Regions from separate parts of the Homo sapiens genome. Here region 1 is linked to region 2. The links are chromatin loops, found by intact Hi-C in ENCODE. Cell type or tissue: CD14-positive monocyte. All regions are shown on one strand. Links, peaks and the distances in the headings refer to the core of each region. The heading gives the core; the rest is flanking DNA.

Evidence for each region. A loop is a pair of places that touch in the nucleus more often than their neighbours do. Peaks named below come from ENCODE experiments on the same cell type or tissue, not always from the same donor. Only the 100,000 strongest peaks of a DNase experiment are listed, where the experiment ranks them.
Region 1: a loop joins it to region 2, with 4 times the contacts of the local background. A loop is called at or near these places in 73 of 110 quality-filtered maps.

The regions. Positions count from the first base shown.
Region 1 is chr1:46,523,167-46,533,389 of GRCh38, forward strand. TMEM275 (transmembrane protein 275) reads right to left here. Exons shown (of 4, transcript NM_001396071.1): 4 at 9,000-10,223. The coding sequence ends at 9,828. Among named protein-coding and RNA genes, the nearest start is that of TMEM275, 7.2 kb to the right of the region's middle. RefSeq lists a cis regulatory region at 1-82, enhancers at 1-5, 6-956, 957-1,907, 1,908-2,857 and silencers at 9,814-10,013, 10,144-10,223. In CD14-positive monocyte, for the core only: CTCF peaks have their summits at 5,036 (motif pointing left) and 5,240; a DNase peak (open chromatin) is centred at 4,995; H3K27me3 peaks cover 3,214 bases.
Region 2 is chr1:46,400,301-46,410,523 of GRCh38, forward strand. It overlaps FAAH (fatty acid amide hydrolase), which reads left to right. Exons shown (of 15, transcript NM_001441.3): 2 at 1,791-1,904; 3 at 4,714-4,848; 4 at 5,072-5,205; 5 at 5,288-5,494; 6 at 5,738-5,778; 7 at 5,944-6,068; 8 at 8,159-8,284; 9 at 8,801-8,898; 10 at 10,098-10,197. Among named protein-coding and RNA genes, the nearest start is that of FAAH, 11 kb to the left of the region's middle. In CD14-positive monocyte, for the core only: CTCF peaks have their summits at 6,218 (motif pointing right) and 6,425; DNase peaks (open chromatin) are centred at 2,141, 4,731 and 6,201; H3K4me3 peaks cover 2,520 bases; H3K27ac peaks cover 2,713 bases.

The sequences.
Region 1 (10,223 bases), core at 721-8,720, 120 kb after region 2:
AGTCTGCCCTCGGTAAGCTGCCTAGAAAGGACCGCGCAGCCTGCAAGCCCCAGCCTGCCTCTTGGACTGTGGGCTATTGGAAAAGCCCTTCTCTGGGCCTCAGTCCCTATTCATTTTTTTAAAGACAGGGTCTCACTCTGTCACCCAGGCTGAAATGCAGTGGTATGATCACAGCTCACTGCAGCCTCACCTTCCTGGGCTCAAGCCATCCTTCCACTTCAGCCTCCCAAGCAGCTGGGACTACAGGTACACATCACCATGCCCAGCTAATTTTTGTATTTTTTGACAGAGGTGGGGTTTCACCATGTTGCCCAGGCTGGCCTTGAACTCTTGAGCTCAAGTGATCCGCCAGCCTTGGTCTCCCAAAGTGCTGGGATTACAGGTGTGAGCCACCATGCCCAGCCCTCTGTCCCTATTTTTTTTTTAAGTGGGGCTTTGGACAACTTCTGAGCCTGATTTAAGCGCCCCACCCTGCTGGGTTGGGTGGAAGCCATAGATACATAGAAGAATAACTGAAAAAGCAGTCATTCTTCTGTCTGCCTTGTTACCTCCCTCTCCCACACTCCAGCCACCAGGGGCCTGCAGAGCCCAGGAGGATGGACAAGGTGTGGGGGAGAGGTCGCCTACTAAAGAGCCAGGCCTGTTGAAGTCTGGCCATTTCTGCTTCAGTTTCTCAGAATAGACATTCTCACCGGTCTCTAGTTCGGCTTCCATCCGGGGAGGAATCACTGATACCCAGCTCCTATCCACAAGCCTGAAGGGGTGGGCAGCTCACTACCTTCCAGGGCAGCCTACGCCAGGGCTGTTGGAAAGTTCTTCTTCATGTTGTCTGAAATCTGCCACCCAGTAGCCTCCTTATCAGGCCTGGCTTGGCCTGGGAGCCACACAGAACATGTCTATTCATGCTGTTGTGGAGTGTGTCACCCAGCTGGCGTGGCACCTCACACACTCACCGTGCCCTCTCCCCGGATACCTCTGCTCTGCCGGTCCCTCCTCCTGGGGACAGGCTTCACTCTTCAGAGCCCAGCCACATGCCACCTGCTCCAGGAAGACTTGCCAGATTATCACAGGGGAGGGAGATGCCCCTCCTCCTCTTGATGCCTCTGACCACTATATACAGTTCTCAACCACTGCCAGATGGGGCTCCCTGGGCAGAAGCTGGCATGGCATACAGCCTGGTATGGAGTTTGTGTTCAACCAGTACTGAACTTGTTAAATTAACTGGGAAGAGCATGTGAGGGACAAGCTCTGCTGAGGACCTCAGGGAACCAGGCTTCTGTCTGGGCCCTGCCATGGCTTTGCAGTACACTTGGGCAAGCCCTGGCTTTTTCTGGGCCTCTGTCTCCTGTGTAGAGGTTGGTCAGGGTGGTCCATACAGGTGCCTTTCTCAGGCAGCCTTGGTTTCCAAGAGTCTTGCTGGGTTTTGTCTTCCATGTGATATCATCCTGTGTCCTCAATTGTTCCATTCAGAGCTTCTTCCCATGCTGGGTCCTCCTGGCTGGGGGTGCAGATGGGGCTTAGAGGTCATCAGAGGGCAAAGGCACAGCAGCCTGGGGCAGTGGAGTGAGCGGATCTCCTGGGACAGCACCCAAGGACAGGTGGACCCTCTGTCCTTGCAGGCCTTCTCACTTTTCCTGCCTGCCTCCCTCATGCCATCTTTAAGAGATGAGGCTAGGTCCAAGGCAGCGGCCATGCCACAGCCTCCTGTCTCTTCCAGAGGACATGGCTCTGTCCTGGCACAGTCTCCTAGTTCTCGGCATCAACATCCAGAGTTTAGGGACCATGTCCCAGTCTCTGTGAGGTGGATGGGAAGTCAACATTAGTTGACTGAGCACCACCTGCGTGGAAGATGCAGCCCCCCCCCCCCCATCACTGGGAATACAGTGCTGAGCAGGACAGCACCTGATGTGCGAGGGGGAAGACAGACAACAAATACATAAGCAATGGAATGTACCTTTGGCAGGCCGATTAAAGGTTATGAAGACACTGTGACCAGGAGTGAGGTGGGGGCTCAATGCATGGCTGGAGGAGACAGATGGAATGACTAGACCAAGAGTGAGGCCAAGATGACCAGGCAGTGCAACTGCCAGGTGGACAGATGTGAGGAAAGAGGCTGGCCCAGGCCCGGAGGCAGGACTGAAGGCTCCTGGGGGAAGGAATGGGGTGGGGAGGTGCGATCTATTACGCTGATGACTCTGGGCCCTAATCCTGTGCCAGGCCCGGCGGGTAATGTGTGTGTAGGGGGAGGGTAGCACCCCCGCTGGGGTGTAATTTCACGCTGAAGGGCCTGATGGGGCGTCCCAGGGACTGATCCTTTCTGGATCAGAAAACCCACTTCCCTTTGTCGCATGCATGGCGATTAGCACCTTAACCCTTTGTGGGCTGGCCCAGGGCCAGCCCTGCCCCATCTCACCTCCAGCCCCTTGGGATCTTAGCCCAGAGCCCTTTGCCTTCAATCCAGCCAACTCCCCAACCTGGTCTTGTCTGCAGGGTGCAGGGAGGGAGAAGCTGTTGACTGAGGAAAGCCAGGGGCTGGATTCTCAACTCCTGTCTGTGTCCCTGTTCCCTGGCACCCAGCTCCCCGAGGCCCTTGTGCCCCCAGAGAAGTGAGCTCACCATGCCATCTTTTCAGGTTCCTGTTACAGCTTGGATCAAGTCCAGTTGCCTTCAGCAAGCCTGGGATCTAGTCTAATCCACTGCCTCGTTTGGGGATACCCCAACTCACAGCCTTCCCACATCCGCTGTGATGGGGAGCTCACTACCTGCTGGCAACACAGCCAGTACCTTCCATTCCCACTAACCTCTCATGGGGAATGAACATTGACCCCAGGAGGCCAGGACCATACTTCCAGCAACATCTCAGAGACGTCCCTGGCCACTTTGTCCGACAGCAGCATTCCAGGACTGGGTAGGTCGTCACAGTCCCCTGCATCCATCCCCTCTTTTGCTCATGTACACTGATTCTTTTCAAAGATTCACCAGGAAGTTGTCTCAGCTTCTTTGGCTCCAATGATGTTGTCCCCTTCCCTTGGGGAAGTCCCCTTGGTCCTCCCAAGGCTAACTGCAATGCATCCCTGGGGCGGCTCCGGCAAGTTCTCCCCTCGGGAGCTCCCCTAGGGTGGGGGAGAAGGCAGGGACCAGGCTGGGCCTCCCCTAAGCTCCCTGGGTCTCTAAAACCCTAGCTCCATTAAAAGAAAGCCCCTAAATGTTATTTACACTTTGGAGTCTTAAAAACCATTAACAAAAGCCACTTAATTCAATTATCTTCCCGGCTGGCTCAGTTCTCAGCTCTGAGCGCCAGCCTCCCCTTGTTGCACCCCCACCCTGCCTGTCCCCCCACCACTGTCATTGTGTCGGGCTAATGAGGTAAACTGAAGCGAGCCCTGTCCCCCCTGACAGGTTTATGAGAATTTAATAAAGCGTGGCCGGGACCAAATGAGTTGCCTCAGCCTCGGAGAGCTCATTGTCTTTGGCGTCAGCGTTTTTTGACTCGAGCTGCCCCCATCCTCCGCCCCAGCTCCTCCCTGGCTCGGCCCCCACCCCCGCCCTTGGTGCCTCCCTAGGTGAGCCTGGAGGCCAGTGGGCCCTGCAGCGGGAGGGCACCCAGGCTGAACCCTGGGGATGGCAGAAATTAAGTTGGTCAGTGTGCCCTGGGGAGGGACTATGCTGTCCTTTGCCCTCACCTACCACACCTTCACAAGCTGCAGACTCCAGGAACATACTCGGGCCTCGGGGACTTCCCACACAACTGCCTCATGCTCCTATGTCTTGGCCGCTGTCAACCTGAGGCCCTGCTGGAGCCGCCTTGAGCCTGATTCACCTTTTCTCGCCTGTTTGGAGCAAGCAGCCAAAGTGAGCTCCCAGAGGGAGGGGCTTCTCTTCCGGCCAGGGCACAGGTTGGGGGCATGGGGCCTTCAGTCTGGCCTGGTTCCACCCCTTGCATGGAATGTCCCTCCTTATTTTCCTGGAAAGCTAGCAAGGGGTGGAGCACAGACCGTGGAGCAGAAGGGAGTCCGAAGTGCAGATGAAGAGGCTGCCAGTCGGGAGGCTCCCCAGATGGACAGGCAGGCAGAAGAGGCCCCGCCCCCACGGCTGTGGGGATACCTTGAGAAGGTACCCAGCTGCCCTTCTTCCCTCATGTCCTGGGCAACCTAGAACCAGCCTTTCTCTGCCTGGCCTCTTAGGGGTCCAAGGCCGAGGAGTTTCTGGACCATTTGGAGACCCAGAATTCCTTCTCTCCCCAACAAAAGTGTTTCCAGGAATTACTTCCTTCTGAGACTAAAGCTTGGCCTGACACAAGAGCCTCTTCTGGAAGGTCCTTAACTCATTGGGGTGTTGGAAGGCAAGTCTTAGGGATCAAGGCCAGTTTGTGACCATGATAAAAGCTCAGTTGTTGTCCAGGGTCAGGATTCAATGCATATGGATCAGGGTCAGAGTTCAGGTTGGCACCAGATTCAGGGTCAGGCTCAGTGATCAGAGTGAGAGTTCAGTGTATGGACCAGGGTCAGCGCTATCTGTTCCCAGGGTCAGGGCTCAGTCTATGGCCTGAATAAGGGCTAATGTGTGTCCATGATCAGTCTGCATGCAAGTCAGGTTCACTATATGGTAATTGTCAGGGTTTAGTTTATGGACTGGGGTCAGAGCTCAGTCTGGGATCAAGGTCAGTGTTTGATGAATGGACAGGCAGGGTCAGAGCTCAGAGTGTGACTAGGGTCAAGTTCAGTCTATGATTAAGGTCAGGACACAGTATGGACTGGGGTGAGGTTTCAGTCTAACATCAAGGTCAGGGTTTAGTCTATAAGCAGTCTCAGGACTTATCTGTGACCTTGATAAAGGCTAAGTTTCTGTCCAGGATCCAGGCTCTCTCTGTAATAAGGTCAGGTTCCAGGGTTGGATGAGTCACTTAGTAAATCTGAGTGACCTAACTCCCCCTCTTCCCCCATTTCTTAGGGCCTTGGACCTCAGAAGAGGAAAAGGCAAAATTGTGCAGTCTGGTTGGGCTGAGTGGTGTCTATCTCCTGCCATGTGCCCGGGGTGCCCTCTGGTGGCAGTCCCCAACAGTGCCGATTTCCTCAGGCTTGGTCCCTCCATCTGGCCATCTCCTGCTTTGGGGAGCCTGGCCCTCAGGCTGGTCCTTTGGCGCTGATCTAGTCAACCCTTCCTTCCCGTGCCATCCCACCTCCCCACAGAGAAATAGAAAACTGTGCAATTGGTTAGGGGAACTCTCAGACATATGAAATCTTCTCCCTTCCTGCCCAGAGTTAGGCATCTTGACAAACCCGTATTACTCGGGACCTGGAATCTCAGCTGTGCGATGAGATCCACACCTTTTCCTTCCTCCTTCAGTCCACAGGTGCTTATTGAGCACCTACCTTGTGCCAGGTGGGCACCGAAGGTACAGCTGTGAACAAGTCAGAATCTGGCCTCTTCGTGCTCACATTCCACTTCTCCCTAATCCCCCACTCCTAGTCCACAGTTCTCATCAGAAGGCTCCTGGCATCACAGAAGGCTGAGTGGGATTCAGAAGTCAGCAGCATGGGCTCCCTGCTCCCCCTGGAGTCTGCAGTTAGACTATTCTATCTTCCGGGTTCTCTGTCTTCCTGTCTCCTTGGAGTTTCACCACCACCCACATGCCGACAGCTTCTACGTCTCCATCCCAGCGCCTCCTCTTCCAGAACTCAGAGCTGTGGCTCCAGTTTCTGTGGGACAGTCCCTCTGGGCTAACAGGTCTTTTGCCTTACCAGGATGTCCCTTTTTTCCCAAATCCAGATCCTCCACCATACACCCTGGTGCTCAAACCAAAATTTTAGAACTTCCTCAGGATTCTTCTCTTTCATGCCCCCAAAACTCCCCCAAGAGGTGCAGAATCTGTCTACTCCAAGCAACCACCCTAGTCCCAGTGCCCATATGTCTCACTGCTGTGACCTCCTAGCCTGCCCCTCCTAGCCTTGCTTTCCCTCTTGCCCCTCGCCACTCTGTTACTTCCACACAGCAGGTGGAGCAGTCTTTACCATCATAAATCAGATCATGTCACTTCCCTGCTTAAAACCCTCCAGTGGGTCCCATCTCACCAAGAATCAAATCCCAACTCCTCACCCGGGCTTACTAAGCCCTCCATGAGCTAAGCAATACCCCCTCCCCGCCTCTCCAGCTTCATCTTCCATCTGTGTCTCAACAGCCTTTCTTTCTTGTTCTGACACACAGAGGCCAGTTCATTCTCACCTTAGGGCTTGGCACTGGCTGTTTCCTGAGCTTGAAATGTTCCTGCTCTAGACCTTTGCATGGCTGACTCACCATTCAGAGCCCAGCTTAAATGCCACCTCTTCAGAGAAAAACCCCCAACCATCCGACAAGTGCCTCTATCTATCACAACATCCTATTGTAATTTTCTGTGTAGTGCTGTTCACTAGCTAAGCTTTTTTGGTCTCATTTGCTCACTTATTTAATTCTTTATTGTCTGTCTCCTCCAAATAGAATGTGAGCTCCCTGAGAGCTTGTTCATCATTATATTCCCTCATAGCAGGGAACATAGCAGGGCTCAGGAATTCTTAAATTAATTAGTAAAAAAAAACGATTCTAAGGCTGGGCACAGTGGCTCACACTTATAATCCCAGCACTTTGGGAGGCCCAGGTGAGAGGACTGCTTGAGCCCAGGGGTTCAATATCAGCCTGGGCAACATAGTGAGACCCTGTCTCTACAAAAAATACAAAAAATTAGCCGGGCATGGTGGGGTGTGCTGGTAGTCCCAGCTACTTGGGAGGCTGAGGTGGGAAGATCACTTGAGCCTGGGAGGTTGAGGCTGCAGTGAGCTGTGATTGTGCCACTGCACACCAGCCTCGGCAACAGAGAGAGATCCTATCTCAAGATAATAATACAAAGAGGTTCTAAGTGGCTGCCCTCATTTCTCCTAGAGGGAGAAGCATGGGGGAAACCTCATTTCCCTTAATGAGCTGCCTTGTCCGGGCCAGCAGTAGTTTCCTTGGGGAGGCAGGGGCCACTCACCACGTGTAGCACCCTAAAGCCCCCCCGCCCCCAGGCCCTGGGGAGTACCCCTCCTTTAGAAGGACCAGCTCTGTGTCCTCTACCACAGTCCCTGTGCCTCTGAGGATAGGCCCTACTGCCTCAATTCTGAGGCTTTCAGGGCCTAGGGTGGGAGTGGAAGGTTTTACCCTCCTTCCAGGGCCGGTCTGCAGCATCCCTGCAGGAACTACTGGTCCCTGCTCAAATTCCCCAAGGTCAGGGAGCTTGATGCTTCTGTGCTGTCAGAATCATGTCCTCTCCTCAACAGAAACCTGCCTCCCAGAGGCCCTTTCAGGGCCTGAAGCCTGCCTGGGAGGGGCCTGCAGAGGTGTGAGACAGAGCACACCCTCCAGCCTCACCATGTGTAGGAGAGTGGGGCTTCCCTAGGGCCTCGCTGGCCATATTGCCCTAGAGGGGCCTGTCCCTGGGTGTCACCCAGGGAAGGGGTGTGAAGTGAGGAGTCCCCACGGTGGCAGACTGGAGCTGTTGGGAAGGTGAGCCCTGGGGCACTGGATCTGGAAAATCTCTTCTGGTGTGCCCGTGGAGGAAGCGGGGCAGAGAAAAGACAAATGATGACCTTCAGCTGGGGGTGTAAGTGGAAGGGACTCCAGGGAGCCAATGTCCCGCCTTCCCTGATCCATTCTACCCACACCATTGATCCATGTCCCACTGCCCTGAGTTTTTATCGTAGGCTCACTCTTCCTCTGCAGCAGCCAGGCTTGCAGAACAGGATCTGGAAGTCTTGTGGGGGAACAGGAAAGAGAATGTAATTCCAGGCATCTAACAGCAGGTGGGAGAGGGGTTCGGCTGAGCCTAGCATTGCAGGGCTAGAATCCTAAGGTGGTAGGAGAAGGGTGGTTCTGACCACACCCCAAGGCTGCATCAGCGGTGGCCCCTCTCACCTACTGCTCTACCACAGCAGCAGGTGGCATCTAAAGCTGCAGACCAATGCACCAGAAGAGACAGGACTGGAGCCTGGGGAAGTGGCCTTCCTTACACACATACAGGGTGGGGTTGGGGAGCTCAGAGAATAGGTCATCAGCTGTAGGTACTGGGAGCTTCAAAGGTTAAGGCCCATTGACACGTGCAAATTAATAGAGATGGCCTGCTCAGCACCTGCTCAGGCAGACTTGCTCTTCTCTAGGTCAGTGGGAGAGGAGACAGCAGGAGAGACAGAGGTGGAGATGGCGCCAGAGGAAGGAAGAGCCCAGGGCTGGTGGGAAGTGTCTGGGTCATGGCAGAGTAGTAGCAAAGCCTGTCTTGGAAACAGAAAGGGAGGCTGGTGATGAAGCCAGGAGTGGATGGGCAGGGAGTCATAGCCAGCCGGGGGCAGTGGGTCAGCATGTGCCCCAGTCACTGCTTGCCTAGGTACCTGCATGGAGACGAAGGGCTGGCCCAGAGTTGCAGTGTCTCCTCCTCAGTCCCCTGACCCCTTTTCTTTTTTGCAAGGCAGCCCCTATTCCTCTACTTGGCCCCCTCACCTACCCCCTCACCTGGACGAACCACAGGCCGGGCCCAAACTCGGCAAGTCCAGCTAGCTTGGGCAGTGTCTGGGCTTTGCACAGCCCCGTGGAGCACTTCTCCCCTCACCCTGCTCAGTGACCATGCCCTCAACCACTACTGCTGCCCTCACACCTCCACATGCATGTGTGATGTCAGACTGTTACCCAAACGCTGCCACTCCCCACCTCTTACAGGAGCCAGGCAATCACACCCACAGTCACACTCCTATGTTCATCCAGTCCCCCAATCTGACCCATCTGTTCCCACATTCATGGGCACACAGTCTTAGATACAGTCTTTTACTCATAGTCACACACTCCTCTCCCTTGAAGCCGCCTTCTAGGTCTCCAGGAGGGGCTGGTACCAGGATGCTCAGGCACTCAGCCACAGGCTGGGAGGGCCCCAGAACCCAGGGTGCTTAGCCAGAGGCCCCACAGCCACCCCTCCCTCCCGGCCTGCACTGTCACAGAGGACTGACTCCAAAGGTGCTTTATTGAGGAGTAAGGCACTGCAGGAATGCATGGTGTGCCACAGTCAGGGTGGGTGGGGGCCAGCATTGCTGGCAGTGAAAGTCACACTAGGACTTTCAGGGCTGCAGAAGCTCCCTCACCACTCACCTCTGTCAGGGCCCCAGTCTCAGCTACTCTTGCTCTTAGTCAGACAGAAAGGGTGGGGAGTGCTCACCCCGGCCCTAATTCTAGGGACCATCCTGGCCCAAGTCAGAGCCACGGCTTCTCAGCCAAATGAATCCCAAAGGTCATGTTGGGGTAGAAACAAGGAAGGTGGGGAGGGGCAGGAGAGGGGACTGGAAGCCTTTCACGGTGTGTGCAAGGACAGAGACAGCCCAGGCTGACATTCAACCCTTCTCCCTCTCTTCCTCCCACCTCACTGGGGGGACTGCTGGTGGTTAGCCCCTTCAGGGTGGGTGCTCCTTGGTTCACAGTGCCCAAATGCCAGGGGGAGGTGGCAGTGTCAGGGTTCCAGGGTCCAGGGGCCTACTTTCAGCAAGCTGGATGGGTAAGGTTTACTAGAGACCAGAGACCCTGTCTAAGGGGCCAAGGCTCTGCTGCTCCCTTCTTTGGGGTGTGACCCCTGACACCATCACCACATTCTACCCAGGAGTTTGGGAGATGGAAAAGATGAGGCCACCTGAGCCCAGCACCAGACCCTTGTAAAAAAGAAAGGAAGGAAGGAAGAAAAGGTTTTCTTTTTTCTTTTTCTTTTCTTTCTTTTCCCCCCTTAAATGGCACTGAAGGAAGGGGAATGAACCCGGACAGCGGAGTCACGGCGGGGCCCTGGTCCGCTAGGGGGCGGCGCGCGCCCGGGGTGGGTTGAGCTGGACTCCTTCCGAGCGCAGCGCGCAGACGGCCGCGGGCGCCGGGGCCTCCAGGGCGAGGGGGCTGGGGCCGGGGCTGGAGCAGCCGGAGGACGCGGCGGAGACGGCAGGGCTGAGCTGCACGGCCGTGGTGTCCTGTGCCGTGGGCTCGCTGCTCTCCATCTCCAGCGCCACGGGCCCGGCGCGGCCGCCACCCTGGCCCGGGCCCGCCGCGGCCGCCGAGCGCCCACGGGGCGCGAGGCCCCGGCGGCTACACACGCAGCAGGCCGCGAAGAAGCCGAGCGCCAGCACCAGCAGCGCCAGCCCCACGACGAGCAGCGCGTTGTGCTCGGGCAAGAAGGAGGCGAAGGCGCCTGCCAGCGT
Region 2 (10,223 bases), core at 1,645-9,644:
TGGGGATTTTAAGGGGAGAGGCAAGGCCAGGTTGGGTTTTGCACTGTCTGGCCCTAGTGGAAAGTGTGGGTTGGAGGTGCAGGACCTGGGCAGGGCAGCAGTTGGGTGGCCGCGTGTGACCTAGGAGACAAGGATGAGTCTGAGGCCCGGTGAGGGCCTTGGTAGAGGGGATGGAGAGGTGACCATTTTTCAGAGCTACTTAGCTTGGTGACTGGATGCAGGTGGTGGTGGGAAGGAGGAGCCAGAAAGACACCTGTTTCATTTCCTGAACACCTGGATGGATGGCGGGGCCTCCCCTGAGTACAGGGTACAGGATACATAAGGAGGAGCTGGTCAAAAGTCGGGCAGGTGATGAGCTTAGAGGAAGGACAGGGAAGGTGGACAGGTGACAGGAATAGCCCAGTGAGCTGGTTTGGGCTCCATTGCCTCGGGCTGGGTAGGGGATCTGGGGGATGTGGGATGAGTGGAGAGCCTGGAGTCAGAGGTGCTTAGGGGAGGAGTGGAAGCCAGGGTAGGGGAGGAGGGTAAGAGGGGAGGGGAGGAGGGGAAGGGTAGAGGGGAGAAGGGGAAGCAAGGGGAGGTGAGGAAGGGAAGGGGAGAAGGGAAAGGAAGGGGAGGGGAGGAAGGGAAGGGAAGGGTAGAGGGGGAGGAGGGGAAGCAAGGGGAGGGGAGGAAGGGAAGGGTAGAGGGGGAGGAGGGGAAGCCAGGGGAGGGGAGGAGGGAAAGGGTAGAGGGGAGGAGGGAAACCAGGGGAGGGGAGGAGGGGAAATTGGGGAGGGAAGAGGGGGAAGTGGGGAGGGGAGGAGGGGGAAGCAGGCCAGGGGAGGAGGGGGAGTAGGGGGAGGGGAGTAGGGGGATTAGGGGGAGGGGAGGAGTAGAAGCAGGGTTGGAGGGGTGGGAGGAATGGAAGCAGGAGGAGGGGAAGCCTTCTCCCAGAATCAGAGAGGGAAGAGAAGGTACCCAGAGCTCTGTCTCTCCCCACATCTGGCATCTTCTTATCCTTCAAATCACAGCTGAAATGTGGTTTCTTCAGATAGGCAGCCTTTAAGAACTGGAACACTCACTGTGAGGGTCTGCGGCTTCATTCTTGAAGTCAGTGAGACCAAGAACCCACCAATTCCGGACACAGAATGAATGTGTAAACCCTTCCTTTTGGGTGTGGCCTTCAGTCACAGACCCAGCCTCCCAAGATGGGGTCTTCTTGTTTTTGCCCTTCCCTGCTAGAGGTTGGCAACCCCCTGAGTAGTGTTCAGAGCTGCTCTGTGGGTGTGGGGATGGCATGGGGTCAGGTGCAGGCAGATGGCTGGTGGGCAAGAAGGCACCTCTCTCTCAGCCTCAGTTTATCTGTGCAATGGGAATGGCAGTAAGACTTAATCAAAACATGGATGACATCAGCGTGGTGTTGGCACACAGAAGGCAGCCACTGCTGGTGTATATTTGTAGTGGTTTAATCATCAGTCTGGAGCTAGGCACAGTAGCATGTGCCTGTAGTTCCAGCTACTCGGGAGGCTGAAGTGGGAGGATCACTTGAGCCCAGGAGTTCAAGTCTAGCCTGGGCAACACGGCCAGACACTGTCTCTAAGGAAAAAAAAAACCTACTTGGGCAGGTCGGCTCGCTGGGCACCCCTTCAACAAGCTTCTGGAGGAGACAGAGCTGCATTCTCTAGGGATGGCAAGGGCCTGCCCAGGCTGGGCCATGTCAGAGCTGCTGGGGCATGGGCCACTGGTGTCTGCTGCAGGCCCATGAGACTTCGGCGAGTAGGGGACTGATCCGAGTTTGTTCCCCACAGAACCCAGACCTGGACTCAGAGGCGCTGCTAGCCCTGCCCCTGCCTCAGCTGGTGCAGAAGTTACACAGTAGAGAGCTGGCCCCTGAGGCCGTGCTCTTCACCTATGTGGGAAAGGTAAGGCCAGCCAAGGCCAGCCCCTCCCTGGGAAAGGTAAGGCCAGCCAAGGCCAGCCCCTCCCTTTCCCCTCCCTCTGTCCGCACAGGCTGTGGGGAAAACCTGGCCTGGAGTTAGTCCTGCTGGGGGCCATGGTGGGACCTACAGTGCCAGGGACTGCCAGGGAGGGAAGGAGCCAGAGCGTGTGCGTGTGTGTATGTATGTGTGTATGAGACACTGAGCATGCTGTCTTAGCTAGTAACCTGGCTTTTAGCCCAGACTTCCCTCTCCCTCCTGCCTCCACCCCATTGGGCAACAAGTCTGGTCTGTTCCCTTCTTTTTTTTTGAGATGGAGTTTCGCTCTTGTTGTTCAGGCTGGAGTGCAATGGCACAATCTTGGCGCACTGCAACCTCCACCTCCTGGGTTCAAGCAATTCTCCTGCCTCAGCCTCCCAAGTAGCTGGGATTACAGGCATGCACCACTACACCCGGCTAATGAAAAGAAAAAAAATTTTTTTTTTTTTTTTGAGATGGAGTCTCGCTCTGTTGCCCAGGCTGGAATGCAGTGGCATGATCTTGGCTCACTGCAGCCTCCACCTCCTGGGTTCAAGTGATTCTTCTGCCTCAGCCTCCTGAGTAGCTGGGAGTACAGGCACCTGCTAACACACCCAGCTAATTTTTGTATTTTTAGTAGAGATGGGATTTTACCATGTTGGTCAGGCTGGTCTGGAACTCCTGACCTCAAGTGATCCACCCGCCTCGGTCTCCCAAAGTGCTGGGGTTACAGCTGTGAGCCACTGCAGCTGGCCCCCAACTAATTTTTTGTATTTAGTAGAGACGGGGTTTCACCATGTTGATCAGGCTGGTCTCAAACTCCTGACCTCAGGTGATCCACCCGCCTCGGCCTTCCAAAGTGCTAGGATTACAGGCGTGAGCCACCATGCCCGACCCCGTCTTTTTTTTTGAGATGGGAGTCTTGCTCTGTCGCCCAGGCTGGAGTGCAGTGGCATGATCTTGGCTCACTACAACCTCCACCTCCCGGGTTCAAGTGATTCTCATACCTCAGCCTCCCGAGTAGCTGGGATTATAGACATGCACCCCCATGCTTGGCTAATTTTTGTATTTTTATTTGGCCGGGCTGGTCTGGAACTCCCAACCTCAGGTGATCCTCTGAAAGTGCTGGGATTACAGGCGTGAGCCACCGCGCCTGGCCTGTTCTCTTCTTTTACCCAGCCCTCTCCTGTCTCCATCCCCTTTGGCCACCCTGGCCCGCCACCACCATCTCCCGCCATGCCCAAGCACCAGCCTCCTGGTCAGGTGCCCTCTTGTGTCCCCAGCTCTTCAGGCCATCTCTTGTACTCCTCCTCTGTGTGTGGCATCACCTCTGGCCAAGGCCTTCTGGAGCTTGGGTGTCAGCAGCTCTGCACTGGCTTGGGTGGGGCTCCTTTACCTGGAAGGCTGTTTCCCTCTTCTTTGCCCCTGTCCGTGCCACGGGCTCCCCTGGCTGAGCCTTCGGGGCTCAGAGCAGGAGGCACCGTCTTCCATTCGCCACCTGAGGTAGGGTTTCCTCTTCCAGGCCTACTCTCATTCTAATAGCACATTTCTCATCACAGTGTCAGGCTTGTCTTCTCTATCTCTTTCCCATGGGGGGTCTTTGTGGACAGAGCTTGTCTCATTTGTCTTTGAACCTTAGTGCTCAACATGTTGCATTTCACGTAATAAATGCTCAAGAAATATGTTTGAAAAGAAAGGGAGGGAGGGAGGAAAGAAGGAGACAAATTGTGCTTTGAGTGTGGCCTGCATGATTTCTTGAAAGGGTGTGGGACAGTGAGTGTGACCCCTAGGCAGGTGAACTTGTCTGGGTGCAGTGTATGTGACAATGCTGTGGGGGCTGCAGCTGAGGAAGCGAGCGCATGCTGGGCTGGTGTCACTGAGAGGGGGCACGTACATAGTCTCAGCAGATGGTCTTGCTTCTTCCCTGTCAATGTCCCTGAAAGGCTCCTGCCCTTCCTAGTTAATCTAGTCTATCTGGTTAGATTAGCCTTCTCTGTTCCTGCCTCGGGTACCCCGGGGACAGATTTTGCACATGCCTGAATATGGCAACACAGCCCACCCTGTTTCCCCCAGATACTCCCCAGGAGCAGGAATATTTACTGAAAGCTGCATCTCACTCTGCCCTCACCTTTCCTTCTGTAGGACCCTGTGTGGTGAGGTTTGAGCATTCTAGGCAGATTTCCACTATTAGCATGTTCTTCCCTTTTGTCAAGCTCCTACTCCACATGGCTTGATTATCAAATTCAAGATTTCCTGGGTAAGGGGAGGCTTGACTGGGCTACATGTGGGGAAGGCGTGGGGTTGAGGAGAGACTGCTGGGCTCCGGGAGGCAGGAGTCTGGTCTAGTCCTGCTCTGTGGTTGCCCTTCAGTGTGACCAGTGATGGGGCGCTGCCCCTGTCTGGTTTCTGTCTGCCTCACTGGCAGAGATGTGGCTTGGGGGAGGTGAGGGAGTGGCCAGTGGTCATCTTCCTCCCAGCTCACCCCCTACCTGGGGGGCACCTGAGGCCAGTATCTTGCTCCCTTGAGTGTCCCGGTTGTGCCCTGGTCCTGGTTGAAGGCCAGAGACAGCCAGGATGAGGCCTGGGCCAAATGTCCCTAGTGAGGCAGATGCTGAGCCCTAGGTCATCCTCTGTGCCCCAGGCTCTGGGCCATGTTGCTGGTTACCCCTCTCCCTGGGTATACTTTAAAAGGCCAGTTCTACATGATGTATATTTCACCACAATTTCTTAAAAAGGCCAGCCTCCTTTTATCTTATGTCTACTTCCCCTTCCTCAGGCCTGGGAAGTGAACAAAGGGACCAACTGTGTGACCTCCTATCTGGCTGACTGTGAGACTCAGCTGTCTCAGGCCCCAAGGCAGGGCCTGCTCTATGGCGTCCCTGTGAGCCTCAAGGAGTGCTTCACCTACAAGGTATGCTCTGCCTCAGCGCCAGGCCTCCATCGTCCCCTCCATCCCTGCCAGCCTGCTCTGCATCTTGGGTCATTTTGGGCCCTTAGAGGAGGTATCAGGTCCAGAGGCCTTCCGAGGGGACACTGGTATACCTGTTTTGGCCTGTGTGACAGTTGTTGGAGTGGACCCTTGGCTGCCCACGGGCCCTGACTCACTCCCTTCTGGTGCCCATCCCTCCTCCCAGGGCCAGGACTCCACGCTGGGCTTGAGCCTGAATGAAGGGGTGCCGGCGGAGTGCGACAGCGTAGTGGTGCATGTGCTGAAGCTGCAGGGTGCCGTGCCCTTCGTGCACACCAATGTTCCACAGTCCATGTTCAGGTTGGGTCTTGGGGTGGGGCGGGGCGGGGCAGGGGCACCGGTCCCAGCATGGCACGGGCTGACCCATTCTTGGCTCCTCCAGCTATGACTGCAGTAACCCCCTCTTTGGCCAGACCGTGAACCCATGGAAGTCCTCCAAAAGCCCAGGGGGCTCCTCAGGGGGTGAAGGGGCCCTCATCGGGTCTGGAGGCTCCCCCCTGGGCTTAGGCACTGATATCGGAGGCAGCATCCGCTTCCCCTCCTCCTTCTGCGGCATCTGCGGCCTCAAGCCCACAGGGAACCGCCTCAGGTAAGGTGGGTGGAGGGCGCTTCTGGGCCCCTCGCTGTGTGACCTTGGCCTAGCTTCCAACCTCTCTGGGCTCCAGGCGGGGATTCGGTCTCCGGGGTTTTGCTGGGAGGAAGCATTACAGTACCACTGGCCGGGCGTGGGTCCTAGTTTCCAAAGCGGTGAGTGTTCAGAGCTGCTCTGTGGGTGTGGGGATGGCGGCGGGTGGCCATTTCCTGTTTCCAGCATCTTATGTTTCTTATCCAGCAAGAGTGGCCTGAAGGGCTGTGTCTATGGACAGGAGGCAGGTGAGGTCCGTGGTGCTCTCAGTGCCCCGAGGAGGGTGGGGGTCGGCCTGACCCGCTTCCGCCCGTGCTTCTCAGGTGGCAGGGCAGTGTCTGGCCCCCAGGCTGCTCTAGGTCTGGGTTCCTCGCTCCTTGTCTGCTTACCTCCCTCACCTCTCTGCCCCACAGTGCGTCTCTCCGTGGGCCCCATGGCCCGGGACGTGGAGAGCCTGGCACTGTGCCTGCGAGCCCTGCTGTGTGAGGACATGTTCCGCTTGGACCCCACTGTGCCTCCCTTGCCCTTCAGAGAAGAGGTGAGCAGGGCTGGGTGGGCATGAATGTGGACCGCTGAACCCAGACAGCCACCCCAGGCCTTGTGGGCAGGCCTTGGAGCCCCTGTCTCCTGAGAACCGTCCCCCAGGCCTCTGAGGCCAGGGCGGGTTGCTCCTCCACAGACGGCCACCAGATGGAGCCCTTGCCTGCATTTGGAAATCCTCAGGCTTTTTTTTTTTTTCCTTTTCTTTCTTTCTTTTTTTTTTTTTTTTTGAGACTGAGTATCGCTCTGTCCCTCAGGCTGGAGTGCAGTGGCGCGATCTCGGCTCACTGCAAGCTCCGCCTCCCGGGTTCACGCCATTCTCCTGGGTTCACGCCATTCTCCTGCCTCAGCCTCCCGAGTAGCTGGGACTACAGGCGCCCGGCACCACGCCCGGCTAATTTTTTTTGTATTTTTAGTAGTAGAGACGGGGTTTCACCGTGTTATCCAGGATGGTCTGGATCTCCTGACCTCGTGATCCGCCCGCCTCGGCCTCCCAAAGTGCTGGGATTACAGGCTTGAGTTACCGCGCCGGCCGGAAATCCACAGGCTTTCAAAGGTGCCCAGCCTCAGCTGCTGGCACCAGGGATGCAGGAATCATTTCCCAGCCTGCTGACCTTCAGCAAACAGCAGCCTTTCTAACAGTATTCCTGTCCACATTTTGGGAGCAGCACGCCACGCTGCCTGCAGACCCCAGCTCATGTAGCCTGTTCCTGCCAGACTTGCTGCTACGTGAGCCAGGGTCTGCAAGCAGCGTGGTGTGCTGCTCCCCAAAATACCACCACAGCAGCCTGTTGCTGAGACAGGCTGGGCTTGTTGCTTTCTGTGGCGAGGCAGCACTGTCTTGCAAAGCCTTAGGATCATCTCAGAGGGCAGGAAGGGTGGGGAGATCTGCTGAGATTTTGAAGTCTGGTTTAAGGTGGATCTTTCAACATGGGGGTTGGTTAAGATTGGTTTAAGTTGGTTAAGATTGGTTAAGATCCTTAATCCCCATGTTAAGGATTGGTGGGCACAGCAGGGTGTGGATTTTGAGGCGAGAGGTGTCAACCGATGCTTCCTGTTGAAGAGTTGGAATGAATCGGAAGGTTATTTGTGTTATGTGTGTTATTTGGAGGAGGTGGGGGAGTGGCCAGTGGTCATCTTCCTCCCAGCTCATCCCCTACTGCGGGGCATCTGAGACCAGTATTTTGCTCTCTTGAGTGTTCTGGTTGTGCTCTGGTCCTGGTACTCTCTCTCTCTCTGTCTCTGTGTGCGTTGGGGTTGAAGGCCAGAAACAGCCAGGTTGAGGCTGGGGCCAGATGTCCCCAGTGAGGCAGGTGCTGGGCCCTAGGTCATCCTCTGTGCCCACTCCAACAGAGTGCAGGAGCTGTAAAGTTAGATTGGTGCAGACAGAGGAAGAGTGAAGTCACGTTAATGTAGACAGTAAGCTGTGTGACGTAAGCCCCGTTTCTCAGCAGTCCAGCGATTGTCTATCTTGTACAGACCTCTTGCCCTCGCCCCAGCCAAGGTTGCCTTGGAAAGGCTGAGGGTTTGTGGACGGGAAGGAGAGTGGGCCTTGGTGTTTCTTGGGAGTGGGGCAGCAGGGCAGATCTGGGCTGGGTAGGGTGAACTCCCCCTCCCCAGGCAGAGGGAGATATTCTAACCGAACCCACGGGGATAGGCAGCCGTGAAGTCCTTCCTCGGAGGAGAGGAGGAGATGAGGTCCCTGTCTGGAAGTCTGGAACAGTTTATCATGAGAGCCAGGACAGGTGGTGGAGAGCCTCAGCTCAGAAGACAGGATGCCTGCATTCCAGACCTGTCTTGTCACTCTGCATTGGGTAGCTTTGGGCAAGTCCCAGTCCCACCTAATCTCCCTATTGAGACCTCAAGCCTCAGTTTCCTCATATGACCAGTAGGAATCCTTATCCTTGCTCTGCCCACCTGAGTCACTGTGAAGGTGTTTTATGAAAGGGTCAGATGCAGAAGGGGCTGGCCTCGCTGACTGCAGCCTCGCAGCTGTGTCTGGGGCTGAGTAGTTTCTCTGATCTCTAGGGGTCCTGCCTAGGGTTGTCTTCTCCTGACCTGCCCCTGTCCCCTGTGTTTTCCCTCCAGGTCTACACCAGCTCTCAGCCCCTGCGTGTGGGGTACTATGAGACTGACAACTATACCATGCCCTCCCCGGCCATGAGGCGGGCCGTGCTGGAGACCAAACAGAGCCTTGAGGCTGCGGGGCACACGGTATGACTGCAGGGTCCTGGAAGTACTGGCATCTCCTCCCCTCACGGGAAGCCTTCCTGGTACCCATGGCTACTCCATCCCTGGCATCCTGGCACTCTGACGATGTTGTCGTCGGGGTGAACTGTGACCCTGTGGGACAAGTATATAGAGGGCTGATCAAGAGTATTGGAGTGAGTGATTGATGGAGAACTTTAGCCCTGTGCTGTGTGATGTGTGAGCACTGCATGTGGGGAGGCTCTTCAGCTCTAAACAGTGGTGCACAGCTGTCCAGAGGCTCCCAGGGCCAGTGGGTTTTGGTCTGGTCATTACACAACTTTATGTGTGGCTCCAGACTTCTCTCATGCTGTGCATTCCACAGTGAGTTTTCATGGGTCAGTAAGGCTGCCTTTGTAGCTCTAGTGAGAGCTATCTTGTGGGCAGGGTTGGTCCAATCCATCCTCAGGGCCGCCCAGACAGCATGGGGATCATGAAGCCAGTTGTTAGGTCAGGAGGCCTTACACCCCTCAATCCCTGCAGCTGGTTCCCTTCTTGCCAAGCAACATACCCCATGCTCTGGAGACCCTGTCAACAGGTGGGCTCTTCAGTGATGGTGGCCACACCTTCCTACAGAACTTGTGAGTGATAGTGGGCTTTGGGGTCTTGGTGGGATCAGACAAGTAGGCAGACCTGGGGGAGCAGCAGGGTGTGGTGATGCCTGGATGGGCCTTAGCTGAATCCAACAAAGGCCTGAGCACTCTGGGCAGGGACCTCGCTGTCCCTCCAGCTGGGCACATTGAGCCTGGAGATCCCTTGCCAGGGTGCCAGCCCGAGGGGAGGCTGGGTTGAGTATCTGTGGCCTACCCCTGATCTGAGCTTGTTGTGAGGTAGGAGGTGGGCAGGAGGTTGCCTCTCTGTTTGGGAAGGATTTGGGCCAAGGGCAGGATCCAGGCAGGAGGGTGGGGGTTTGGACTTGATGCTGTGACTCCAGGCTCTGTCTGACTTGAGCCAAGTCTTCTTTTTGAGCAGGACCTCAGCTTTCTCTCCTGTAAAGTGGGTGGGTTGGACCAGACTCCCTTTAAGGGACTTTGCAGAGCTCATTTTTAGAGAAGTTCGTTCCTCTGGGATGCTTCTAGTCATTAAAGGTGTCAGGGGCAGAGAACAGGCCTGCAAAGGTGCCTCCTGGTGACATACCTCTGCTGGATGGACTGGAACCCTTCAGAACACAGTCCCCCTTCCTCCACTTCACTGATGGAGAACTTGGCCCTGCAGCCTGGAGCTTGGCCCTGCAGCTTCACTCAGTCAAGGGCCCAGCCTGTCATGTTCCTTTCCTTCCCCTAGCAGCCAAGTGTGGTCCAGGCTTCAGTGGAAGGGGTCACTCCTCACTCTGGCCCTGGGAATGAGTCCCCAGGATCAGCTGCCTGAGACCTTTCCCTGAGATCTTGAGCCAGAGATAGCCTCAGAGCCCTGCTTCATGGGCAGCCCACCCTCGATTTCCCCACCTGTGCCTCCAGGCTGTACCTCCCTAAGGGGAGGTACCCTCAGGGAGGCCTCATCAGGGAGATGTTGCCCTCAGTTCTTAGAGCTCTGAGCTGGGTTTGCTGGAGAGGGATACCCTGAGTCCTGCCTTGGGGAGCTCCCGTGGATGTGGGTTGCAGCCCAGGCATCCCAAAGGATCAGCAGAAACAAACGGCATGTTTGGAAGGAGGGAGCTGAGTCTGGTGAGGAGGAGGTGGACAGGATCCCTGCATAGAGAATGGGATTGCTGTGGGCCGGGCGAGCAAGCTGGGAAGGATGTGGGGATGGGAGTGCCTGGACCGAGCATTTTGTTTCCCAGCAAAGGTGATTTCGTGGACCCCTGCCTGGGGGACCTGGTCTCAATTCTGAAGCTTCCCCAATGGCTTAAAGGACTGCTGGCCTTCCTGGTGAAGCCTCTGGTGAGGGCACAAGGAGTGGAGGGGCT